Regions from separate parts of the Mus musculus genome. Here region 1 is linked to region 2. A link is a loop called in an ENCODE intact Hi-C map of the cell type or tissue named here. Cell type or tissue: heart. All regions are shown on one strand. Each heading gives the region's core, and the rest is flanking DNA. Links, peaks and the distances in the headings are about the cores only. Region 1 has its middle 34 kb from the start of Gm26239. Region 2 overlaps Ntn4 (netrin 4).

What was found. A loop is a pair of places that touch in the nucleus more often than their neighbours do. Peaks named below come from ENCODE experiments on the same cell type or tissue, not always from the same donor. Only the 100,000 strongest peaks of a DNase experiment are listed, where the experiment ranks them.
Region 1: it touches region 2 in a loop (2.7-fold over the local background); 1 of 42 quality-filtered maps calls a loop at or near these places.

The regions. Positions count from the first base shown.
Region 1 is chr10:93,764,929-93,782,036 of GRCm38, forward strand. It overlaps the pseudogene Gm3571. Among named protein-coding and RNA genes, the nearest start is that of Gm26239, 34 kb to the right of the region's middle. In heart, for the core only: no CTCF peak of the experiment used is centred there; no DNase peak of the experiment used is centred there.
Region 2 is chr10:93,706,569-93,709,068 of GRCm38, forward strand. Ntn4 (netrin 4) reads left to right here. Exons shown (of 10, transcript NM_021320.3): 4 at 710-836. Among named protein-coding and RNA genes, the nearest start is that of Gm15915, 24 kb to the left of the region's middle. In heart, for the core only: no CTCF peak of the experiment used is centred there; a DNase peak (open chromatin) is centred at 993; H3K4me3 peaks cover 776 bases.

The DNA of each region.
Region 1 (17,108 bases), core at 6,508-9,007, 65 kb after region 2:
CATTACTAACCTCCTGGTAGGCTTTCTTAGGGTTACTCTGCCATACCTCTGTCACACTGTAACTCGACATAGTGTCTCATAACTTTCCTAGAGAATCTTTTTTTTTTTTTTTAGCCAACTTAATTTTGCCTTTTGAAAACAGGGACTCATGCAGTCCAGTCTGCCCTCATATTCACTGGGTATCTTGGACTCTCGATTCTCTTACTACCCCAAACGCTGAGGTTTAGACTCATGAACCACCAAGAGAATCCTTTTAAATGAAACTCACTTATGGCCCTACAGAAACTATAGGAGGCAAAAACAATGGCTCAGAGGGTACTGAGTCCTAAACCTGGGAGTCCCACACATGCACTGTGGCATGTGCATACACACAAAACACACACATATATGTGCATACACATACAGGCATGCACACACACATGTGCACACAAATATAAATGAAGGTAATAACTTTTGAATTAACAAATTAATAAGGTATCCAGACAAATTTGCATACACACACTCAAAGCTGTCACTTACACACAATCCTTTGGGTCCCCGAGGGAGGAAATGGGCTCACCGACTCTCCCTCAGTCATACATCCCTTTATGTTATTATAGCCTTTGCTCCATGACACCAGCTCCTACTCTCCCCTGTAGATGAAACAAGAGCATGTTTACAAATACAGACATCTCAGTTCCAAAGCATACCTAAAACCCACTGAGGTTTGCCGATAAAGGAACCCAGCCTGTGGTGGTTTGAATGAGAATGGTCCTCGTGGGCTCAAATGTTTGAATACTTGGTCTCTGGCTGGTGGACCTGTTTGGGAAATTTCAGGAGGTGTGGCCTTGTTGGAAGAAGTATGTTACATGGGGTGGGCTTTTAGGCTTCAAAAGACTCAAACCATTCCCCCTAACACACCCCCTTGTCCACGCCCCCCCACACACACACTCTTTGCCTCCTGCCTATAGATCAAGATGTAAGCTCTCAGCTGTGGCTGCCATGCCTTTGTTCCTTCAACGTACATCAATTAACAGTCTATTAGTTGCCTTGGTCATGGTGTCTTGTCACAGCAATAGAAAGTAACCAAGAAAAGCCAGGGAGCGGTGGTGCACGCCTTTGATCCCTTCATTTGGGAAGCCGAGGCAGACGGATCTCTGAGTTCAAGGTCAACCTGGTCTACAGAGAAAAGCAACTAAGACAGAACCCGTGACCTGTGCCCACGTAAAAGTCAGACACTGAACAAGTACTGAGCGCCTCGTGTCTAAGACTAAGGAGTTCCTGGCATTGGCGGCTATCACCACCAGTCCTGACAGGTATCCCTGACAGGTTGATTACATCATCTGCTTTTCTCGGCTCTCACTGCCCTCCAGTAGCTATGGTGCAACACTGGGCAATTATGGACAGATGAGTAGAGTAAGCCTTGGCCACCAAAGGACCCAAAGCAGATGCAGTCCAGCCTCCTCCAGCCTCCAAAAAAAAAGGCCCAGAGTACACAGTGTCTTTACGGTATGGTGATTACTGTGTGTTCCCCATCTTTGCTTCATTACCTCATGTCTGCTGCTTTGACCATAAACACAGACTAAATGCCAAGACACAGAGTACCGTCACCAGGAAACGCAGCTTCTTGCGCCAGACCCACCTTTGGGCTTTTGGACCTGTTTGCTGTATTTGTTTAAAGATGGCAGGGGAAAGGTACACATGGTATCATGCTTGTGTGTGTTCTCTTTGGCGATGTCTTAAAACCCAGGAACCAGGGCCAGCCTGTCTTCCTTATTATAGCGACCTGGCTCGACCATCCACTCCTGATCTCAGCCCCGGTGAAAGCACATCTCTTCTTCTGCCTCCATCCCTCTGCCCGAGATCCTGTGAGCTAAGTGGCAAAATGCAGTATTCAAGAAACATGCAAAGCACAGATTTCTCTTCTTTATGATTCTATTCACAGAGGTGGGGGGACGAGTGTTGATTATCTTAACCTGCGCATAACTTGTGGCACAAAAAGATCCTCATCAAACAATCCTCCCTTAATAGTCCTCCCCTTTGCCATTGTAAACTAAGGCCTGACCTTCGAGCACTAATACCCAGACAATACAACGTTTGTGCACTATTTAATTAGCTTATTCCTTTTGTTAATGTACATTCCTGTGGTTGGTCTACTCTCCGCTCAACCTGAAATCAAAACTGCATGGGATTAAAACATTGTTTTTACCAATACATCCATTTTCTTTTTTTTGCTCCATTAAAAAAATACTTTAACTCCTAGCCAATGTCTCTTAGTGTTTAGAGGTTACATCATAAAAATAATGAATTTGTTAAGTCCTAGAAAAGTGTGAGAACACTAAGTCTTTGTGTAAATGTTTGGCACGGCAGAGGGGTTGGGTTAAGAAGAAGAAGAAGAAGAAGAAGAAGAAGAACGTGAAAGATCCAGCTGTCATCTTTATATCTAATCCCCATTATCAAGTGATTCTTATCAAACTGGGAAGTGTTCATCTGGCACCAAAAGCCACACTGGCAGTGCTAATTCAATAAATCAGAGAGGCTATCCCCTGTCATCTACAGGCTCGGATGGGAAAGAGAGAAACAGTGGCTTTCATAAATCCTGAGTTCCTAGCCAAAGGCCTTTCAGAGCCCTTGGCTGACTAATCAGCTGTCTGGGATTGGGAAAGCAAAGGCCGGTGATGGAGCTGAGGAGGGAGTTCTCTACTTAGCCTGAAAGGGGGATCGAAGTGTCTAACTTAATTCCCTACGTAGTTACCTAACAGTTGTTGTATCTGTTTTACCCATGATAAAATTAAGACCAAACAGAACTAGGAAACTTGCTCATATATCATACAAGGAGATATGTTGTGAGTAGACCGCAAACTACCCTCCCCCCAACCCGCCATCCCCTACCCCCTCACTCCCTACCCCCCCCACCTTCACCCCCCAGCAATATCCACGACTTAAAACAGGATCAGAGAGCTCTGCCTGCCCCTACTGATGATTCCATTCCGGTCTCATAGGTTGCCTGGCATGGGGTTATGTCACACAGAGAGCCAGGTCAGCTGATGAAGGCAAACTATCCAATGATATAACAAATGTTATTGAGCAGCTATGATGTGCCAGTTATTATACTAGGTGCTAGAGTAATATAGAAGTAAAAAATAAGTACACCCCCCCATCCCTGCCGGTCTGCATTAAACTGTAGAGAGATGGACAAGTAAATTCACTCAGCTGTCAATCAATGATAGGCGCAGAGAGTCAAAGGGAACGCGATATGGGAGGGGCAATTTCATAGGGATGGCCAGGGAGTCTTCTCCGAGGAAAAGACTGGAACAGAGACTGAAGGACTGAGAAGAAGGAGAAGAAAGTGGGCAGAGTAAACACCACGGCATGAACAGAAGCAGGATGCTCCATACGTTGTGGGAAGTATTTAAGATGTTAGCGGGGCCACAGCAGAGCAAGCAAAGAGGAAGCTGAAAGAAAGGAAGCAGAATACGGTGCCAAAGAGGGAGGGAACCCCAGAAAGGCACTGTAAAACTCTGCAGCCGTTTGGATTCGACTCCGTGCGAGCTGGAAATTTTTCTGCAGAAAAGAAACATGCTCTGATTAACATTTTCGGAGAATTACTCTAATTAGTAGTTGACTTAGCTGCCAATAGTTAACAAGGCCCCAAATACCAAGAGAATGAGAGGCTGGGTGGCAGAGAGAGAGAGAGAGAGAGAGAGAGAGAGAGAGAGAGAGAGAGAGAGAGAGAGAGAGAGAGCATGGCCTTTGGATTTAGACAAGAGTGTGTCCAAACCTCAGGCTTCGCTGGCACTGTTAATTGTGCTACCTGTTTTGATCCGGGAAATTCTGTTTCTTTAAACACAAGAGAAATTATATGACCTGCCATGCAGAGTCATGATTTCTAAATCACCTGAAACGTAATAGTTACTAATAAAATATAGAAAGATCCTGCTTTAGTCATGTATTGGGTTGCTTTATTATTAAAAATAACATATGTCTTAGGGTTTCTATTCCTGCACAAACATCATGACCAAGAAGCAAGTTGGGGAGGAAAGGGTTTATTCAGCTTACACTTCCACATTGCTATTCATTACCAAAGGAGGTCAGGACTGGAACTCAAGCAGGTCAGGAAGCAGGAGCTGATGCAGAGGCCATGGAGAGATGTTCTTTACTGGCTTGCTTCCCCTGGCTTGCTCAGCTTGCTTTCTTATAGAACCCAGGACCACCAGCCCAGGGATGGCACCACCCACAGTGTGCCCTCCCACCCTTAATCACTAATTGAGAAAATGCCTTACAGCTGGATCTCATGGAGGCATTTCCTCAAGGGAGGCTTCTATCTCTGTGATAACTCCAGCTTGTGGCAAGTTGACACACAAAACCAGCCAGTCCAATAGGTGAGACCCTGACTGCATAGTATATCTTCTCTGTTTCTATTACAGTAATGTATTAGTAGAAAAATAAATAAAATAAAATAAAAAATAAAGGCTATGTTCTTTTTCTAATAAACAAAACAAACAAACAAAAACTGTCTTGGGCTGGAGCGATGGCTCAGTGGTTAAGAGGACTGGCGGCTCTTGCAGAGGACCTAGGTTCAAATCCCAGCACCTGCTTGATTACTCAAAATCACCTGTAATTTCAGATCCAGGGATCCCACTCCTCTGGCCCACGTGGGGTACACTCATGTATGTGCAAGCACCCACACACAATCACAACAATAAAGATACATAAACTTTTTAATCCTTTTCAAACTTTTTCAAAAGTTTGTGCCATTTTAAAACATATGTAAAATTAAAGCAAATAATGTAATGAATCTCACTATTCATAGCTTTAATAATTGGGATTTATCCTTGGAGCTGGAGAGATGGCTCAACAGTTAAGAACACTGGCTACTCTTCCCAAAGGACCCAAACTCAATTCTTAGCACCCACATGGTGGTTTACAACCATCTGTAGCTCAAGTTTCAAAATATCTGATACCGCCTTTTAGGCTCTATGGGCACCAGGCATGCATGTGGTACAGAGACATACAGACAGACAAAACATTTATTCACATAAAAATTATTTTTCTAAACAATTATCATTTATCCAATCTTATTTTATTCTTTTTGGAATATTTTAAGGCAAATATCGAACTTTTTAAAATCATTTCAGCTCTAAGTAGTTATTTATCTCCCTAATAGAGAGTGGTTCTGGCTACTATAACTCCAGTACAATGACCATATCTGGCAAAACTAACAGTCATAGTTTAATATCATCTAGCCAGTGTTTAATTTCCTGTTTGTCTCAAAAGTACTTCTCATAGTTGTTCTCGGCCAAATCAAGAGCTGAAGCAGGCACGAGCTATAATTTGGAGGAGTGTTCTCCCAAACCCTTGTAGTAAAGGGTTGAGTGGTAGCCTGTGGTGTGATTGGAAGGTGATAAAACGTTTAGAGGGCCTACTGTGAGGAGCTGGGGTGTCTAGGGATGTACCCCTGAAGGATGTCCTGGGCTCTATGAACCCTTCTCTCTGTTTATGTGCTTCCATGAGATAAACCTTTCCCTCCGCTGCCCGACTCCACGATTTGTTCTCCCTTGCCATAGGTTCAAAAGCTATGGTGCCAACCAAGCATGGCACAAGCCCTGAAATCAAGTCAACCTTTTGTGGTGCTTTCAATAGGAATGACATCCATAGACCCATGTGTTAGAATGCTTAGCTCATGGGGAGTGGCACTGTCAGGAGATGTGGCTTCCTTGGAATAGATGTGGCCTTATTGTAGGAAGTGTGTCACTGTGGGGACAGGTTTTGAAATCTCAGATGCTCAAGCTATGCCCAGTGTGCAACAATCTCCTTCTGCTGCTCAAGATGTAGAACTCTCAGCTCCTTCTCCAGCACCATGTCTGCCTTCATGCCACCATGCTGCCTTCATGCACCCCATGATGATGAGGGGCTAAACCTCTGAAACTGTAAACCAGCCCCATTTGAATGTTTTCCTTTATAAGAGTTGCTATGGTTGGGGTGTCTCTTCACAGCAAGAACACCCTGACTAAGACACCTTTCTTCCTCCATGTCTCCTTTTATCTGAAAGTTGTAGGAGAAAGCAGTGGTGTATTGATGGCAGTCAGTAGTGTCCTCGATATGCGCAGGACAGCAAGTATAACCCGTGCACTATGGACACTTTTCAAGGGCTTTTGGAGAGGAAAGGAATGTTTTCTGTTCCCCACCAGGGAGGTGGGAAACTCCAGAAGGGAAAATGCCACGTTGTAAGAAGATGTCCAAGAGTAAACTTAGACTCTTTAACATGAGTATAAAGGGCTATTGTGGAAACAGATCACATGACCAGAGGTCTTTCTACTATCCCAGAATTCTCTACAGCCTATCATGGAGTATGAATGTAGATGATTTATGTGAGATAATGACCAATAGAGTTTCCTGTTTTCCGTAAAAGAAAAATCAGCATTGTTTCCTGCTGGTAAGAAATGGCATGGGCATTTCCTGTGTTGCTGAAAAGGACGGGACAAATGAATAGGTGGCTTTCAGTGTGGAAGGTCTCCACCAGCCTGAGCACTGGCCTCTTAATGGGGTCAGTCTTGCTAAGCTCAGCTCTGGACTCCCAGGTAGGGCTAGATGGTTTACATTTATTCTTTTAGATAATTCTTAGAACAAGAGTCAAAGGAATTATAAAAATACAGATAAATTTTGAATAAACAGAAGCAACTTTTTTGAAATGAGGTTGGGGGAAAAAAACAAACAGGTCAAAGCAGCTCTTTTTGACTCCGTGCCATGGTATGAGAAGGTTTGACCAAGGCATCACTTATGAAAACAACTTCCAAGGAGCTAAACTTTCAATATTACATCTAAGAAAGGACTCCTGGGAGCAGGTCAAAAGAGTCAAATTTAGATATTAGTTCCCATAATACTTTATTTAACTATCAAGTACACAAATTCCTTTGTAGACCTTAATAAAAGACCAAAATTAGAAATGAAGTATTTGTGTTCATTACAAATAATTTTGGACTTGTGGATCCTTTTGAAATGGCCCATGTGAATCAACATGGAGTGGGAGCTACGGGGAAAAAAAGCATGGCCTCCCACTCACAGCTAATTCTGGCTCTGGTAATCAGGGAAACACAGGAGGCAGCCAAGTATGGGCTGGCAGTGCCAACCGGCTCGTTTTGTTTTCTGTGTTTCTCTCGGTAGTCAATCCTCCTCTGGCATTCATTAGAGTGTGACCTCGCAGCGGCCCACTGTGTTCTAAGGATAATAATTATTCATCAAAATGTAAAGCCAGGAGTCTGGTGGAAAGGCGTGCAACCTTTAATGAAGATGGATCACTCTGAAAAAAAAAAAATCCCGGAAGGAAGTCAATAGTCACTCAGATAATAGTCACAGCAAAGCCATGGAGAGAAAAGAGGGAGTAGGGGAAAGCAGGCGGGACAGAGTGTGGCTTTGCTTTGTTTTCTTCTAGGGTATGCCTCACATGTCTGATAAAAAGACACATAGAAAGAAAAGAGAGGGAAGAGAAACAGTAAGGAGCTGGGGATACAGCTGCACTGTAGAGCATCTGCCTAGGCCCTAGGATATGTAAGGGTCTAGGTTTAGTCTTCAATAATATGAAAGAAAAAGAAAGAAGAGAGGGAAGGAGGGAGGGAGGGAGGAAGAGAGGGAGGGAGGGAGGAAGGAAGGAAGGAAGGGAGGGAGGGAGGGAGGGAGGGAGGGAGGGAGGGAGGGAGGGAGGGAGGAAGGAAGGAAGGATAGAACGTTGGGCTTTAAAGCTGTCTAAGGCTCACATATGACTGAGGGGTACAACTTGAACTCTCTTCTACACTGGACCACACATGACTATATGGGGAGTAGTTAAGAAGAGGTCAAGAGGGCAGGACATATTCTGGGGTGTTGGGGAACTGAGTAGAGGGAGAGAAATAGAATATCACTCTTTGGTCGGAGGAAAGATGAGGTGAGACAAAGTCTCACTAAGTCGCAAGGCTGTCCTGGAATTCACTATGTAGACCAGGCTGGCTTCGAACCCACAGAGATCCTCCAACTCACAGAGGTCTGCCCTCCCCTGCCTACCTAGCACTGGGATTAAAGGCCTGTGCCACCACGTGTGGCTCCAAACTTACTTTTGAAACCAACCCATTCTTACTTGTATCAAAAGAAGTCATATTGAGCAAGCCAACAGTCCTGCACAGTTGAAATCATCTTCAGCTGCTGTGCGTGGTGGCATATGATTGTCCCCTCAGCCCTAAGGGGACAGGAGGAGCTTTGCAAGTTTGAGGACATTCTGGTCTACACAGTGAGTTCAGGACAGCCAGAGCTATAGAGCTAAACTCTGTCTCAAAAAGATAGGAAGGTCAGGAGTTCAAGGTCATCTTCATAACATAATGATGAGTTCCACGCTAGCCTGGGATACATGAAACCCGCTTAAGAAACAAAATAAACTACCATAGTAATGAAAGTAGTCATTTTTATGTTTTTTTTTTCTTGGTTTTTCTGTTTCTTTGTTTTGGGGAGCGGGGGTTGGGTAAGATGGGGGACAGGGTCTCTCTACATAAACCTATCAGTCCTGGAATTCATTATGCAGATAAGGTTGGGTGCCAGTTCACAGAGATCCACCTGCTCTGCCTCCCCAGTGCTGAGACTGATGGTCCGTGCCATCAGTCCTATTATCTTTATTTTGCTGCATAAGAAAGAAATCATGTTGACAAAAATGTAAATTTAATGATGCTTTTAAATAAATTTATGTTTCACATTTAGGCCAACACTTGAATATACTGAAGAAGTCTAAATACAGTTACCTAGGAAAATGGAGACCAATGTTCTAATATACAGTAGGGTCACTATGGCTTATACCTATATATATATAAATATATAAATATATTTTTTTCCTCCTGAACTGGGAATGCTGCTGCAACTGCTGCTGCTCCTCCTCCTCCTCCTCCTTCTTCCTTTTCTTGGAGATAGGGTCTCTCTAACTTGCTGGCATCAAACTCCTGATCCTCCTGCCTCAACTTCTTGAGCAGCTGAGGTGTCACCATAAGACATGGTAGCTGACACCACCCCTTAGGCTCAGTCTAGAAGGGTGCTGTTGCCTGGTTTTGGGTTGGAGCCATTATTTGCCCTTCCGTGAGAGCCCAGCCTCACACCTGGGAGTACCTAGTGGGAGCTGAGCCTACCCACCCCAGCTCTGGATCACACTGCTGCTGCATTTAGCTCTGGCTTGTGCACAGAGGTTCTTCTTCTGCTAGCTACCTGCTGCTCAGATGACTAGGCTTCCTCTCAAAGGGATTTAGCCTCCCTTTGGCTAGGCTAGGAAACTGCTCAGGGAGGTGTTTGCTTGTACCTGAATACCTGAATCTTTTGTTTTAAGCTTGGGTTTTAGCTAAATTTTGATTAAGAGTGTGGCACCAGCCCAGTCTATAATTCATGTCTTATAAAGAACCAGAAGATTGGGGGCGGGGAGGGGGGAGAAAAGGGAAGGGAGGAATGATGTAATTATTTATAATCTTAAAAATAAATGAAAAGCCAGAAGAGAGGAGTTCAAAGGTTCCCACCACAGAGAAATAGTAATGCCATCAAGAAGACGGAAAGTCTGGCTGGCGAGATTGCTCAGCAGGTAAGAGCACTGACTGCTCTTCCAAAGGTCCTAAGTTCAAATCCCAGCAACCACATGGTGGCTCACAACCACCCATAATGAGATCTCACGTCCTCTTCTGGGGCATCTGAAGACAGCTACAGTGTGCTTATGTATAATAATAAATAAATCTTTGGGCTGGACCGAGCAGGGACTGGGTGAGAGGAGTTGACTGGAGTGAGCGGGGTTGACCAGAAGGAGCAGAGGTCCTAAAAATTCAATTCCCAACAACCACATGAAGATGAAGGCTCACAACCATCTGTTCATATACATTAAATAAATAAGTAAATAAATAAATCTTTAAAAAGAAAAAAAGAAGATGAAAAGTCGCTCAGCACCAGTGGTGTATGTCTTTAGTCCCAGCACTGAGCAGCAGGCAGGGGGAGCAGGAGGAGTAGGAGCAAGAGGAGCAGGAGGAGGAGCAGGAGCAAGAGGAGCAGGAGGAGCAGGAGCAAGAGGAGCAGGAGGAGGAGGAGCAGGAGGAGGAGGAGCAGGAGGAGGAGCAGGAGGAGGAGGAGGAGGAGGAGCAGGAGGAGGAGCAGGAGGAGGAGCAGGAGCAAGAGGAGCAGGAGGAGGAGCAGGAGCAGGAGCAGGAGGAGCAGGAGGAGGAGCAGGAGCAGGAGCAGGAGGAGCAGGAGGAGCAGGAGGAGGAGGAGGAGCAGGAGCAAGAGGAGCAGGAGGAGGAGCAGGAGGAGGAGCAGGAGGAGGAGCAGGAGGAGCAGGAGGAGGAGGAGCAGGAGCAAGAGGAGCAGGAGGAGCAGGAGCTGGAGGAGGAGCAGGAGGAGCAGGAGGAGGAGCAGGAGGAGCAGGAGCAAGAGGAGCAGGAGGAGGAGGAGGAGCAGGAGGAGCAGGAGCAAGAGGAGCAGGAGGAGGAGGAGAGGAGGAGGAGGAGGAGGAGGAGGAGAGGAGGAGAGGAGGAGGAGGAGGTGGAGAGTCTCGTAGGAGTTTGTGGGCCACTCAGCCTGGAGTAAACATCAAGACAACAGATAGACTACAGGTGGAAGGAGGGAACCAGCTCCTACCCACAGAGTTGTCTTCAGACACACACAAATAAGCAAGTAAATAATAAATACGTTGAAAAAGAAAAGCATGTGCATTCCTTTGCTTACTTACTTGTGGAATGTCTACTTTGGGCACCGAGGTAAAACACTGAGGATTCAAAGGTGAGTAAAAGAGATGCTATTCGGGTGTCCTCTCGTGGTACATACCCATAACCTCGGCACTCAGGAGCCACCCGCAGAAGGAGCCCAGCAAATTCCAGGCCAGTCAGGGTTACATAGAACTTCAAGAAGGAGGAGGAGGAAGAGGAGGAGGAGGAGGAGGAGAGAAAAACTGACCAAACATATGTTTATGTGTTTATACACAATGCACAATGCACACACATAGGGTGGCGAACCTTCAGCCTGTAGACTAGTGGTTCTGAGCCTTCCTAATGCTGGGACCTTTTCTCGTGTTGTGGTGCTCCCAACCATAAGATTATTTCATTCTTACTTCAGAACTGTAATTTTTCTGCTACACTTATGAATCATAATGCAACTATCTGCTATGTAGAGTATCTGATATGTGACCTCTATGAATGGGTCACTTAACCGCCCTAGGGTTCATGACCCAAAGGTTGAGAACCACTGCCTTAGACTAGGACACACTGGTACAGAATAGCTCCTTTAGCCTGCAGCTTTCTCTATATGCATTATAAACAAAAGCACACAGGCCCGCTTACAGGGACATGATAAAATGTGAAATTTGTACAATACTGACTTGATCATAAGAAGACAGACAGATCTTTGAAAACAACCCAATATGTCCTCGGTCAGAATATGAAGATGATTGGCACATGTCGATTTGTTTTTCTATAGCTAGACATTTCTTCCTTATATACAAAAAAAAATAATGGAGACCAGATAGTTGTACTCTTGGTGGGAGTATGCAGGAACATCTGAGATAAGTCTGTGAGGCACAGATTTAAAGTGAAGAGGTTTTGCTTTAAATCACACACAATTTACTGTCGTCAGAAAATAGTTAACAATTTACCTACCACCCTGGGTGCCTGCCAGGGTTCGTGTGGGTTTCATTATGAACCGTGTCCCACCATGGAGTGCTAGAGAGATAGAGGGATTCCTCTATTTTACGTCTGTTTGATACAGTTCTTGGAGGGAAGGAACTGGGTCTAAAGCAGCCTTTTCCACTGAACTATTTGACAGCAGAGCTCTTCTCTGAGCGATCAGGTTTTCCCCAGTCCTGGCCCCCAGCTGAGAAGGTTGCAATTCTTTCCTACCTGGAGCTCTGCAGGGGGTGTGACAGGTGGAGATTTTGCTGGGCATTTGCATTTAAAGAATTAATAAAAATTCCTCCTTGGCCTGAGAACCCCATGAAGTTTATAACCTTGACGTTTTATAACCCCCCACAAGGATTTCTCTCGGTAAGGCCAACTGCTGTTCCAAGAATGCCATTAGTGATGGGCTCCCAGACCACATACTAGAACCACGTGGTTCCCTTAGCCACTGAATGTCATAGAAGGGAAACAAATACTACAGAACAATGAAAGCCATCCCCTGGGCATTACTAACCTTTGGCTCGCCCTTATTAATGACAGCTATTCCATATGAACGTTTCTTAGTTCACAAAGTTGAGGGCACAAGGTCAGCAGTGGCTTTCTTGAGTTGAGTTGATTTAAAACAGCTTTTCACTTACTCGGGACTAGAAGTTGAAGCCCTGGTATTTTCCAACGATGATGTCAAAGCTTGCTTCCTAAAACTACTTTAGAGTGTTCTGGGATCTGTCTCGGGCCACAGTCCCTGAGCCCAGACCGCCTTGGGGGTCCTGTACCCTCCCTGGGGCAACAGAGCTGAGCCTCACTATTGCTAGGATCCTGAGAAAAGGTTCGTTCAGGAAAGCGTTCTGATCCACCATCACCCTCTTGCCGACAAGGTCCAGCGGGGCAGTAATATCCCCAAGGACGAAACAGGGACTCTAACCCTGGAGTTGACACTCAAGAGACAGAGCAGAGCTTAGGATGCCAATCAGGAATCCTCCAACCTGCCTGTCTCGGTAACTTAGGCCACTTGGGAGTTTTCACAGAGACTCCAGCGCCCTCTGGAGGCCATGCTGGTTTGCCTGCCCTAAATTATTAGGGATATTGAGGGCAGAGGCTAGTAATCAAACATCCAGGAAGAGTAAAATAAAGATAATAGCTATTACATCTCCTTCCTAAAGTACAGAGAAATAACAAAACTACACAAGAAAAGGCAAGCATTGAGCCCAAAACCTTGAACATCGGGGGGTGGGGGGGGGAGGGTGGCACAAGAGAATTAGGGGTTCAAGACCAGTCTCCCTACAGGAGACTCTGACAAAAATAAAGATAGTTGGTTGGATGGATGGATGAATGGATGATGGTTGGATAGGTGAGTGGGTGGGTGCCTGGATGGATAGATAGGTGGGTAGGTGGGTGCATGGATGGATGGATGGATGGATAGGTGAGTGGGTGGGTGCATGGATGGATGGATAGGTGGATGGATAGGTGGATGGATGGATGGATGGATGGATGGATGGATGGATGGATGGATGGATGGATGGATGGATAAATGGATGGATGAATGAGTGGGTGGGTAGATGAACAAACAAATAAATATGTAAATGAGGAGGAGGAGAAAGAAGAAGCAATATCTGAAACAGAACAACCTTGATCCATTCATGAAAAAGAATTATTTTGAAATCTTTAAATACTATCAACTATCAAACAGATGATGATCAATACAACCCAATGTTCTTGTGGACTTTTTTCAAAAAAGGACAGTGTAGTAAGCATTCACTGAAATAGCTAAATAACGGATGCGTGGGTATACACGTATATTCTGCCCTACTATGCTAAGCTACTCTTACAAAAGCTTCCATGACACTTGTTTTGGGAAGTGTGATATACAGAATCTAATGGTGACACTGCATTTGGCCAAAAGTTTGCTGGACTGCTTCAACTCCTTTAAGACCAACGGAACAGTTTCTAGGGAAATGAAAGCATGGGCCAAGTGTTTTCTGTATTTGGAGTAGTGTTGTTGTTGCTGTTGTTCTTTTTCTTAGCTGAGTACATAAGTCAGAAGTCAGACAGCTGCCCGGGAGAATCCGAGTTGAAGAACAGAGCATTTAGCTCCTCTGTCAGAATGAATGGGAACCAGAAATTGGATGCTTATAACCAAGAAAAGCAGAATTTCATCCAGCACTTCTCCCAGATCGTCAAGGTGCTGACTGAGAAGGAGCTGGGACACCCAGAGATAGGGGATGCTATTGCCCGGCTCAAGGAGGTCCTAGAGTACAATGCCTTAGGAGGCAAGTACAACCGGGGTTTGACTGTGGTACAAGCCTTCCAGGAGCTGGTAGAGCCGAAGAAACAGGATGCTGAGAGTCTTCAGCAGGCCCTGACAGTGGGCTGGTGTGTAGAACTGCTCCAGGCTTTCTTCCTTGTGTCAGATGACATCATGGACTCTTCCCTCACTCGCCGGGGACAGATCTGCTGGTATCAGAAGCCAGGCATAGGCTTAGATGCCATCAACGACGCTCTGCTTCTGGAAGCCTCCATCTATCGTTTGCTGAAGTTCTACTGCAGGGAGCAGCCCTACTACCTGAACCTGCTGGAGCTTTCTGCAGAGTTCCTATCAGACAGAGATCAGGCAGACTCTAGACCTCATGACAGCACCCCAGGGCCATGTGGATCTTGGTAGATACACTGAAAAGAGGTACAAATCGATTGTCAAGTACAAGACAGCTTTCTACTCTTTCTACCTGCCTATTGCGGCCGCTATGTACATGGCAGGCATTGATGGGGAGAAGGAACACGCCAATGCCCTGAAGATCCTGATGGAGATGGGCGAGTTCTTTCAGGTCCAGGACGACTACCTTGATCTCTTTGGAGACCCCAGTGTGACGGGAAAGGTCGGCACTGACATCCAGGACAACAAATGCAGCTGGCTGGTGGTTCAGTGTCTGCTACGAGCCTCTCCTCAACAGTGCCAGATCTTAGAGGAGAATTATGGGCAGAAGGACCCAGAAAAAGTGGCTCGGGTGAAAGCACTGTATGAGGCGCTGGATCTGCAGTCTGCTTTCTTCAAGTATGAGGAAGACAGTTACAACCACCTCAAGAGTCTCATAGAGCAGTGCTCTGCGCCCCTGCCCCCATCCATCTTCATGGAACTTGCAAACAAGATCTACAAACGGAGAAAGTGACCCCGGAATTGGAGAGGCTGGGAGGGAGGGGTCTCAATAAATTATTGTCCAACAAAAAAAAAAAAAAAAAAGAAGTCAGACAGCTTTCTTTGGAAGCTTTGAATCCAGCTTCAGCAGCTAGAATTCACAAGATCATGGACTCTCCACATTACTGTCTCCTGCGTTTGTCCACCCCATTGCTTTTAACAACATTTCTAGGCCCGTGTAGATTCCTGTTTGTTTGTTTTTTTTTTCCTAGAACATCCAGCTTTTCATAAAAGAAACACCATCTTACACTTGCCCTGCACTACCGAAAAAGCTGTATTTGCTGATTAACGAAACTTCATAAACGTTACCCTACAAGCTTCTCTAATGATGTGGTCCCATGGTAGGTTACTTGACTGGATGGTTTGTAAGAAAAGCACAGCAAAATCAATGGAGCCAACTTCCACTCTGTCCATTTGATTGACTTATCCCATCATTTACTTCTTATGAGACCTTTTTAAATGTTTTTTTTTTCATTGAGCGAATCCCTCTAATGCACCCCCTGCTACTTTGATTACAAGGTGGTTGGGAACCTTTATAGAAAGCTGAATCCCATACTGTTAGGGGATCAAGGATATAACCGAGGCAGATGCGGTGGTATGCACCTGTCATCCCGGCCAAGACGCAAAGAATGCTGCGAGTTCAAAGTCAGCCATGTCACAGAGCAAGCTACATAGAGAGAACCTGTCTCAAACAAAACAAACAAAAAACCCCACAGAATATAATATTCAATAAATGCTGTTAAGGTACGCTGCTGCAGATATAAAAACAAACAAACAAAACAAAAGCAAAAAACCCTCATGTCATACCGTACACAAAGATCAGTTCCAGAAAGATTAAAATAATTAAAATTAGAATTTACTTTAAAAGAATTTAAATAAGCTGAGCAGTGTTGGTGCATGTCTTTAATCCCAGCACTTGGGAGGCAGAGGCAGGAAGATCTCTGTGAGTTTGAGACCAACCTGATATAGAGTGAGTTCCAGGACAGCCAGAGCCACACACACACACACACACACACACACACACACACACACACACGCACGCACGCACGCACGCACGCACGCACGCACGCTTAAATAAGAAGGAAATATGACCTAGAAAATGATCAATAAGTAAAGACATGTCCATAGAATATAAACTCAGGCAATGATGAGATGAGATCACATTGATAAAAATGTACAAGTCTGAGCTGGTGAGACAGCTCAGCGGTTAAGAGCACTGGCTGCATTTCTAGAGACTTCGAGCGAGTTCAATTCCCAGCAACCACATGGTGGCTCACAACCATCTCTACTGGGACCTGATGCTCCCTTCTGGCCTGCAGATGTATATGCAACAGAGCACTCATACATTAAATAAATAAAAATTTAAAAACAAACAAACAACAACAACACCCACAAGTCTGATATTACCTAGTGGTACCTAAGATAGAGCAATCTGGAAATGTCTAACAAATTCTAAAGCTACATCTTACTTCTTGTTTTAGTTCATAGAAAAGCTCTCATACAAAAAAAAAAAAAACATATCTGATGCAAAATCCAAATCTCACCAACATACTAGGGCTACACCCTCCTTGATCTCTATGTGGACTTTTGAAAGCAAAAGCCTTAGCGTTACTCGTGCCTTGGTGAAGTACTATGACCAAAAGCAATTTGGGAGGAAAGCGTTTAGTATGCTTACGATTCCACTTCACTTATGGTTCAACATCAAAGACGGTCAGGGCAGGAACTCAGTCAGGGCACAAACCTGGAGGCAGGAGCTGCTGCAGAGGCCATGGAGGGGTGCTGCTTACTGGCTTGCTCCTCATGGCTTGCTTCTTATAGAACCTAGCACCACCTGCCCAGGGGATGGCACCACTCACAGTGGGCTGGGTCCTTCCCCACAGTCACTAACTAAGAAAATGCCTTACAGGTTTGCCTACAGCCAAATGTCACAGAGGCATTTTTCTCAATTATAGTTCCCTGTTACAGAGACACTTTCTCAATTATTATGGTTCCGAATCATCAAATGACTCTAGCTTGTGTCAACTGACATAAAATTATCTAGCACAGGGGCTGACTAGATGGCTCAGTGGGTAAGAGCACTGACTGCTCTTCCGAAGGTCCTGAGTTCAAATCCCAGCAACCACATGGTGACTCACAACCACCCGTAATGAGATCTGACACCTTCTTCTGGTGTGTCTGAAGACAGCTACAATGTACCTATATATAATAATAAATAAATCTTTTAAAAAAGAGAGATTTGTTTAAAACTAGCATAATTGTTGCGGATAGTCCTGGGACTAATTAATTATATT
Region 2 (2,500 bases), core at 1-2,500:
CCCTTTGATTAATTATACTTCTAGGAAATATATTTAAGAGAAATAAAGAGTTATACAAATACTTAGTTATAGGGATATTCATGGTAGCACTAGATATATCAATAGTTTATACTTTTATAATAAGAAAGTATGGGATTGCACAAATAAACTGCTTATCCTACAAGAGACTCGATTATACACAAGGATATTTTAAAAGGTACATAGATATTCCTTTTTTTTTTTTGATAGAGTACTAAGGATTGAACCCAAGGGTACACACTCTAGCACTTAGCTACATATTACATATTCCCAATATATTATGCAGAAAAGGTCTTTCATTGCATTGAAGGCACTAGGAATATATTTTTTCAAATGTTGATATCAATTTTTTTAAAGATTACAAGTTTCTAAATTTTCTACAGTAACAATGCATTATTTTGTGCTAGGCATGTTTTTATTTAAGGATATTAAAATTAACTTAAATACTTAGCCAATACTGCAGAATTTCTCACTGGAGCCATATATTCTATAGTCAAGGAAAAGTATTGTTTCTTCCTTTGAGTTAATCACAAGACAGACTAAAAGAATTTTTCCCCCATGCTAGCTAACTTCTTCAAAAAAGTGAATTAGTGCCTTACAGATAAATGGGTATGAAGAAGTTGAAGGGAGGGTTTCTTTCTCCCTCAGCCTTACTCCTTTGCTCACGGCCTTTACTTAATGTTGTCTGTAGGTCCACGGGAGGTGTATGTGTAAGCACAACACAGCAGGCAGCCACTGCCAGCACTGTGCACCATTGTACAATGACCGGCCCTGGGAGGCAGCGGACGGCAGAACAGGGGCTCCTAACGAATGCAGAAGTAAGTAACAGCATCCATTCCTCAAAGCCCTCTTTGTAGAGTAAACTTATCTTTGAATTCCTTGTTATCTCTTGAAACTCAATATAAAGTGGAGGGTGACAGAAGCCATATACAAACATAGCCCGTATCACCGCTCAGCGTGACTCCAACCGTTGGAAACAGCCTGCAGTGCTGCCAATTGGCCTGAGTAGCCAAGAATGTGCTGTCTATTTGCTCGGGTACTTTGTGGGACCGAAATGCTCCCCTTGAGAACATGAAACGATACAATCATGAGTGGACTCAGGATTACAGAGTCCGACTGCTCCCGTGGCTGTGATACCGAATGATAATCATGAAAACGGCTCTTTAAGTTCAGTCAGTCCCCAGAACAACCCAGTAGAGCAGATGGTGTTAATCCTGTTTTAGAAATCAGGAAACCGAGGCTCAGTTAGCTTAAGTATCTTGCCAAAGTTAGTAATGAAGGGATGAAGACTTGACCCCATGTCTTCAGGAGCCTATCAGATACTTTCCCCCATGGTATTATGGGTCCCCTTTCACGGATGGATCAGACCCGAAATTAAACCAGAAGTCAAGAATGACATCGCTTGACTAGGACTAATTTTGGATTTGCATTTGGGGATTAGATACAGGATGACAGGACATGGGAAAGGGAACCATGTCTCTATTTGCAGTTTAAAACGCTCAAGAGACTGGACAAGCTGTAGTGCATTATCATCTGAGTGGTCAGATGTTCTGAGACACACACACACACACACACACACACACACACACACACACACGCTCACATCCCAAGCCTGTCCTATGGAGACTTCTAAATCTTGGGTCTGCTCATGTTTGTATCACGTCAGGGTCTCAAGGAGAGCATTTAGATCCCACAAAGTACACAAGCAAATAACACGGTCCTGCTACTCCGTCTTGTTGGCAGCTCTGCAAGCTGTTTGTACTGTGAGTAAAGTTCTGAGAAATCTCTTCCCATACCCAATCTGGAATCGTAACAAATTTGTTTCTAAGAAATATGAAGGATTTCCTCTGAGCACAAATATCAAATTACCTTATGCCTTTTAAAGACACAGAGTCTGGGAAAATATCATAACACATTGAGGAAACAATGAAAAACAATTGCACTAGCTTTTTTCAAATACAGTTGGACTTCAGGGGATGTCTGGATTCTTATTCTAAATTACTTATCAAGAGAATCTAAAGAATTTCTCCTAAATTCCAAGAGTGCCTTTCTGGTCCTTTCCATGGAAACCCACCGCATATCTAAATACACATAGACACAGAGGCGTGTCACTGGGTGCTATAGACTGATAAGCTTAGAGATGTCATTGAGAAATCATTACACAAGGAACACGGAGGCCTTCTCTATAAATGGAGGCTTCAATACCAGACTTCCTTAGGTCTATCAAAAATGACAGCAGCAGGGAAATGTTATTTCATAGAAGATAACTTAAACAAGGCCTAACGGCTCAGGCCTGGAACCTCGGTTACTTGGAAAGGCTGAGGCAGGAGATTCCCAAGATCAAAGGCTGCCAGGGCTATAAATTGAGTTCAAGGATAGACTGGGCTACTAAGTGAGACCGATCTCAAAATAAAAAGGGAAAAGGTGGGCCAACAATATGACTCAACTTGTAAAGGTGCTTACCACCAAGCCTGATGATGAC